Regions from separate parts of the Homo sapiens genome. Here all the other regions are linked to region 3. A link is an interaction called in ENCODE POLR2A ChIA-PET data of the cell type or tissue named here. Cell type or tissue: MCF 10A. All regions are shown on one strand.

Region 1 (2,500 bases), 320 kb before region 3:
TCCCATTTCAGTCACCGAAAGTGCTAGGATTACAGGTGTGAGCCACTATGCCTGGCTCATTGTGGTTTTAATTTTCATTTTTCAAATGGCTAACGACGTTGAATATATTTTCATGTGCTTACTTGCCATCTGTATATCCTCTTTAGTGAAACAAATAGTACTGTTTTGTTAAATTTTGCTTTCTGGTTGTTTATTGTTAGTGTATAGACATATTTAATGTGTATATTTTGACCTTATGTCCTGGTGATTTAACTAAACTTATTTATTAATTCAAGGAGCTTTGCTTTAGATTCTATGGGAGTTTCTTTTTTTTATTTAGACTATCATGTCACCTGTTAATAGAGACATTTTATTTCTTCCTTTTCAATATGGATAGCTTTTATTTCCTTTTTATGGTTTATTGCCTTGGTTAAGACTTCTAGTAGGTTTTAGGTAGATGAGGAGAGAGCAGATATCCTTAGAAGGATCCTTTCTTGTTTCTTGTTCCTATCTTAGGAGGAAAACATGTAGTCTTTTGCAATTAAGTATGATGTTAGATATAGATTTTTTTTTTGTATATGCCCCTTATCAGTTGATCAGTTGAGTAAGTTTCTTTCTATTCCAAGTTTGCCGAGAGATTTAAAAAAACTACAAATGGATGTTGAATTTCGTCTTATGCTTTGATTTGTTCATATGGTTTTTCTTGACTTTTTTCCAAATTTTTAAAAAATAAATTTCATTGTGTGTATTTAAGGTATACAACATGATGTTATGGGATATATTTAGATGGTAAAAAGATTACTGTATTGAGGCAAATTAGCATATCCATTATTTCACAGATTTGCCCATTTTTTGATTTTGTGGCAAGAGCCACTAAAAGCCACTTGTTTAGCATGAATCCCAGATACAGTACAATTTTATTACATAGAGTCCTCATTTTGTACATTAGATGTCTGGACTTGGTCATCCTACATATCTGCTACTTTATGTCCTCTGACCTACTTCTCCCCATTTCCTCCCCACTTCCCACTCCCGTGCCTGGTAACCACTGTTTTGTTTTCTATCTCTGTATATTTGAATTTTTTTTGGATTTCACGTATAAATGAGACCATGCAATATTTTTCTTTCTCTGTCTGGCTTATTTTACTTAGCATCATGTCCTCTAGGCTCATTCATGTTGTGACAAATGGATCTCATTCTTCTTTAGGGCTGAATTGTATGTATATATACACTGCAGTTTCATTGTCCATTTGTCTATCAACAGAGAGTTAGGTTGTTTCCATATCTTGGCTATTGTGAATGATGCTGCAATGAACATGGGAGTGCAGATATCTTTGTGAGATGGTGATTTCATTTCCTTTGGTTATATGCCCAGAAGAGGGGTTGCTGGGTATATGGTGGTTCTATTTTTTATTTAATTTTATTTTTTAGAAACCTCCATACTCTTTTTCGTATGGCTCTACCAACCTACATTCCTGCCAACAGTGTACAAGAGTTCTCTTTTATCCACACCTTTGCCAACATTTCTTCTTTTTTGACGTTTTGATAATAGCCATTCTAATGGGTGTGAGATGGTATCTCATAGTGGTTTTGGTTTTCATTTCCATACCTGAGACTGGGTAATTTATAAGAAAAGAGGTTTAATTGGCTCATGGTTCTGCAGGCTGTGTAGGAAACATAACACTAGCATCTACTTCTGGGGAGGCCTCTGGAAGTTTACAGTCATGGCAGAAAGTGAAGTGGAAGCTTGTATGTTATATGGCAAAAGCAGGAGTGAGAGAATTAAGTGCTAAACACTTGTAAACAGCCAGATCTCACGAGAGGTCACTCACTATCACAAGGACAGCAACAGGGATGGTGCTAAACCATTCATGAGAAATCACCATGATCCAATAACTTCGCACCAGGCCTCACCTCCAACATTGGGGATTACATTTCAATATGAGATTTAGGCAGGAAAACACATTCGAACTATATCAGTGATATTGAGCACCTTTTCATAGACCTGTTGGTGATTTTTATGTCTTATTTGGACAAATGTCTATTCAAGTCTTTTGCCTGTTTTTAATTGGGTCATTTGTTTTTCTATGATTGAGTTGCATCAGTTCTTTATGAATTTTAGATGTTAAACCCTTATCAAATGTTGGTTTGCAAATATTTTTCCCAATTTGTAAGTTGCCATTTGATTTCATTGTTTCCTTTGCTGTGCAAAAGACTTTTAGTTTGATGTAGTCTCATTTATTTACTTTTGATTTGTGGCCTGAGCTTTTGGTATGATATCCAAATAAATAAGTAAATCATTGCCAAGACCATTTTCTGGGAACTATTCCCGTGTATTCTCTTCTAGGAGTTTTATAGTTTCTGGCCTTACATTGATGTCGATTATGCATTTCATGTTGAATTTTGTATATGGCGCAAGAGAATGGTCTAATTTTATTCTTCTGCCTGTGAAAATCTAGTTTTTCCAGCACCATTTATTGAAGAGATTATCCTTTCCCCATTGTGTTCTTTTGGTGGCTTT
Region 2 (2,500 bases), 570 kb before region 3:
GCTGAAATGCAGACTTACTCATCATTGTATTCCTCCACAGCACCAAAACACTACATTGCATATGGCAGAAATGCCATAAATATTCATTGAGTTTAAATGAACTAAAGCTTTTAAAAATAGCCAAAAAAGCTCAGGTTCCATGTAAGAAGAATGGGGCTCAAGCCAACTGAGTGTTGGCATCTGTGATGATTGGTGTCCTCAAAATTTCCACTTAAGGATGATGACAGAATCAAGCTCTGCTACAGCCAATGAATAATTTATTTGTGCACAAAACATTCTGTTAATGGAAATCTTTTTATGGCTCAAGATCTAAAATGTATTTACTGCCCTATAGTTATTAAATGTTTGCTTTAATCATTAGGTACACAAGGTAATGACAAATGATAATTACAGTATCATTATATACTCTTAAACTGATTTAATCAAGAGTATCTCTTCTGAAATTCAAAAACTCCTCAGTGGATGGGGATGGGAAAGATTACACTGGAACCAATCAACTCACTGCTACCATCAAATTTAAGAAACTAAGGTTTTCTGTTGTTAGAAATACCACCAATTGAAAAAGTAACTTTAGATACAAATGCCTAGTACTTTTTTTTTAAAGCTCAATTAAAAATCCCCCTGCCTCCCCGAACTAGACTGCCTCAATCAATGAAACACATCAGAGAAAAAGAGAAGTGCATGTGTTTGCGCGTTCCCTAGATGTTCCAGCCTGCCAAAAAATGTTTCTTTGCTGTGCTATTTCAGCAAGTCGTGAGATGGCAATGATCACCCTCCTCAAAAGAAAAAGATAGCTATTTTTCCTGTATGTTTTTATTTTAAGAGGCTGGGAGGCACACTTCTGGCTGCTGAGAGTACTCTGACACATACACATGTTCCTGAGGAGGTGAATTTGTGGGGGAATTTTGGCAGGGTGAAGGTTAAGAAAACCTAAAATCATCCTAAACTCTTGGGAAATATTTAAGGAGCTGAAAAAAAACAGCAAAAAGAGGAAGATGATGAAGTCTTCCAGTGAATTCCTGTTTCCAACTATAAACCCTCATGAAAAACGAAAAGTAAAGTACTATAAAATACATGCTTTTTATCTATATTTATATCAGACTCAACTGGTACACAATCAAATTCATCACACTACTAGACAAACCAGCTTCTCTCTTTACCTCATGTTTTCTATTAAAAGTGATATTCAAACTCCAAAGCTCAAAGCCTGGGGTCATCACTGACCGCTTCCTCCTGCTACCCACCCCCAGAATGCATGCACATCCACACAAGCTCACCCTAGACCCAATCAGGCAGCCCCTATGCTGGTGTCCTGCATACTTTCCTTCATACAGCCAGTGCCTGTCAATCCTTATCACTACCCTCCAACCAGACTCTCACACCGGTCTGATCTCCCACCACACAAAGTAGGCAGGAGACCAGCAAGTACTCTGGGTACAAATGGCAAAGTGCCAAAGGCCAGATCCAGGCCTGATGCCCTTGCGTGCCTGGGATCCAGGGACAATTCTCAGAGGCAGTGAACCGTGGAAGGGTCGAGGGTCCTAAGAAAAACAATTTGAGTGGAACGCAGCCACAAGGGCACCATGATGCAAAACCTGAGAAGTAAGGAGCTGAGGGGGATATGGGAGGAAATCAGAAAGAACTTCCTCAGCCTGGGATTCGAGTCTCCACTGAGGTCTGCGATGCAGTGCCTTCATCTGTGATGTAAGCGTGGGAGGACATACAGGGCACAACATGAGATGACAGCTCTTGTTTGAATTCATGGAAGTGCCTCCTAAGTGGCTTCTATGCTTGCAGTGACTGCTGCCCCCCACCCCACCTCACCCGCCATCCAACAGGGCCCAGCCCGACCCATCTCCCTGAAGCGCAGCTCTGAGTGCAGTGCTCTCCTGCTCAAAGGTTTTCATGGGCTTCCCACGCCCCTTTGTCCTGCAGTCAATGTCAGCTGTGCTTTGCCTTCACACTACACAGGAATCCCTCATAGTCAGAGGCCACATGTAATTTATCTCATTAAATTTTTTCAGAGGTCAATTATTTTTGTTGCCATAGTCAAAACAAGGAGAATGAGACCTCCTGGTCAGGGACTGTAGGGGTTTTTAGGTTTGTTCTGCTGTGTGGGGAAGGGGTTTGTTACTCTTTTACTTTAAGAGCAATTTTTGCACTACAAAATTCATAAATTTGTATTCATGACCTGGCTCTGGATATTTAATAGGTATCAGACTTGCAGATTCATCTCACAAATATAATTAAAATTAAACCTGTGTCCAGGTATCGATTTTCAGTCCCCAAAGTGAATTTTAAAACAGAAACTTGGCCAGGTGCAGTGGCTCACACCTATAATCACAGCATTTTGGGAGGCCAAGGTGGGTGGATCACCTGAGGTCAGGAGTTCAAGACCAGACTGGCCAACATAGTGAAACTCCATCTCTACTAAAAATGCAAAAAATCAGCTGGGCATGGTGGTGGGTGCCTGTATACCAGCTACTAGGGAGGCTGAGGC
Region 3 (2,500 bases):
ATCCCTCTGGAAGTCCCCATCTTAGAATGAGAAACCCTGTTCTCTGTCAAACCAGCCAAGAGACAGAAAAAGGAGTTGTGTTCATTTCTAAATTGTTAAAAATGGTTCTGAAGGCCCATTTCTTTTATTCCTCCTCTTAAGTGGGAAAACCAAAAAAATTCTATGCTACCAGGTGAAAGCTGAGCCAGGCATAAAACACAAGAAAACTCAGGCTTTAGAAAACGACCTGGCAATCACTTTTCCAATGTGCTATAAAATCTTAATAATTCTGAGTAAACTGGCCCAAAATGCATGAAAGTGCAGAACAGCTGGAAGTTCAGGGAAAGTCATTTGTGTGCTCTTCTTGTCACTTAGCAAAGCAGGAACAACCTTGGCTCTGTTGTGTAGCTATTTAGATGTCACAGCCATGAATCCCTGACTCTCCATCAGAGGCCACTGGCAACACCTCCCCTTTTTTTGTTGTTTGGAAGAAAGAGATATAGGAGAAGTTGTTCAAATAAAATGACTGTTTGGGGTGGGGAACGGAGAGGCAGTGTAAACATGGCTAATAACAAGCGCAGAGAGAAACTCAGGACACAGTGACATCAGCAGAGCCAGGCATCTCAAAGCCGGTGACAGTCTGCACCAGCAGATTTCTTGTGGAGCTCTAGATATTTCTGTTCTGACTGGAGTCTTTATTTAACAGTCTTGATGAGTGCATTAACTGTGACTTAACTCTGAGTTTGAACGAAAAGTACAAGTATTTGACGTGTTTCTTGGCGACACCTTTTGACAAAAGGATGCATATATCCCTAGTTTTGTGCTAGAATTCTTTAGTGGGGACTCTCTGGAACTAAAACATCCTCTTTGGAGGTTAAATTTTAAGCCTTTTCACAGCTTCTCTATCCCACAGCCTCCTCTCTGCACATACACTCATGCACACACGTACATAGAAGCACCAACCCCGGGGGCGGACTCGCTTAGCCTAGATGCAAGCTGCTGGCCTGTGCACAGTGTATTTTCCCACAGGACAGAGGCAGAGGGAACCCAGTGGGACCAACACAGGAGGCCTAAGTTGGGTCTGAGGTCTCCCAACCTCCCAGAAAATGTTTCTCCTGGATCATGCTCTTTGGTTTCTTTCCTTGTTTGTTTTCTACTTGAGCGGCAGGGACGCAAGAGAAATTGACAGAAGAAAGAAACCGCCTGAGCATCAGACACAGGGGTGATGGGAAATGAAAATGATTTATAGAGTTTCGTTGGCCTCCACTCTCGCCTTTTCTGCTTTTTGTAGCTCAACATCCCACAGGTGTGAACACAGCAAACTATGTAGCCCTGTTTTATTGTGTAATTAAATAACACCCTACACTGAGTCAAGCTGAGTTGTGAAACCTCAAGGTTCGGAACATCAGGTAGAGGATGTGGGGAAATGCCTGCCGCCTGAGGTCACTGGGTTCATTTTCCTGGCACCAGTAGAGGTGAGGCAGCTGCCTTGTAATCAGCTCCTCCTGGAAATTACTACACCCACACAAACATTTGGGTCCCATGGAAACGGCAGGAATGCGGTCTGGTCTAGGAGCCTGGAACTGGGGCCTGAACATCTAGATTGGTTTGGCCCCACCACCGACTTCCTGTGTTGTCAGTTTACACCTCGACACCACAGTTTTGCCTTTGGAAACACCAAAGAGAGGGTCCTGCAAAGAGCAAATCTGCGGGAATGGTGTGAAAGCTCTCTATTTGCTTAGGATGCTTTAGCTTTGTTCCCGCCCAAGGCAGGAAAAAAGATGAAATGACTAACCCTATTATTCTACTCTGTAATTCTGCTACTGTGCTGAAAGGCTTCGCAGCGTCTTGCCTGTGGTGGGAGTTTGGCAGAGAAGACCTCCACAGCCCTTCCAACTCTGAGATTCACAATAGTCAGTGACTTCACTGAAAACCATGGAATTGCATGCTGTCATCACTGGAGAGGGCAGGCCATTCTGAATGGAAACACTCTTATTGGGCATTTTTAAACGTAGGCAGTAGACAAACATTCCTTTGTTGCTTTTCTCAGGAAAGAAATTACTTTCTGAAGACAATGGCAGGCACATTTAATAGAAGACACACAGGTAGCTTCAGCTAAGAAATAAAAAAAAGGCCAGGAACAGTGGCTCACGCCTGTAATCCCAACACTTCGGGGGGCCAAGGTGGGTGGATCACCTGAAGTCAGGAGTTCAAGACCAGCCTGGTCAATATGGTGAAACCCCATCTCTACTCAAAATACAAAAATTAGCCAAGCGTGTTGGCATGCACCTGTACTCCCAGCTACTTGAGAGGCTGAGGCAGGAGAATCACCTGAATCAGGGAGGCAGAGGTTGCAGTGAGTCAAGACTGCACCACTACATCTAGCCTGGGCGACAGAGCAAGACACTGTCAAAAAAAAAAAAAAAAAAAGTATTCTTGCCTATCCCCCTCCTCCCTACCAATGCACCAAAAGAAAAAGTAGCTTCCCTAGAAAAGAATGTCAGCCAAATATAAGTCAGGA

The links. ChIA-PET counts read pairs that join two places held together with the same protein. Peaks named below come from ENCODE experiments on the same cell type or tissue, not always from the same donor. Only the 100,000 strongest peaks of a DNase experiment are listed, where the experiment ranks them.
Region 1: POLR2A ChIA-PET joins it to region 3 with 5 read pairs; 2 of 35 experiments call an interaction of 5 or more read pairs at or near these places.
Region 2: POLR2A ChIA-PET joins it to region 3 with 6 read pairs; 2 of 35 experiments call an interaction of 5 or more read pairs at or near these places.

Annotation. Positions count from the first base shown.
Region 1 is chr6:143,072,035-143,074,534 of GRCh38, forward strand. All of the region lies in intron 1 of AIG1 (androgen induced 1), which reads left to right. Among named protein-coding and RNA genes, the nearest start is that of AIG1, 12 kb to the left of the region's middle. In MCF 10A, no CTCF peak of the experiment used is centred here; no DNase peak of the experiment used is centred here.
Region 2 is chr6:142,829,598-142,832,097 of GRCh38, forward strand. The region is part of intron 2 of HIVEP2 (HIVEP zinc finger 2); the gene reads right to left. Among named protein-coding and RNA genes, the nearest start is that of HIVEP2, 110 kb to the right of the region's middle. In MCF 10A, no CTCF peak of the experiment used is centred here; no DNase peak of the experiment used is centred here.
Region 3 is chr6:143,396,165-143,398,664 of GRCh38, forward strand. No RefSeq gene overlaps it. Among named protein-coding and RNA genes, the nearest start is that of ADAT2, 53 kb to the right of the region's middle. In MCF 10A, no CTCF peak of the experiment used is centred here; a DNase peak (open chromatin) is centred at 1,417.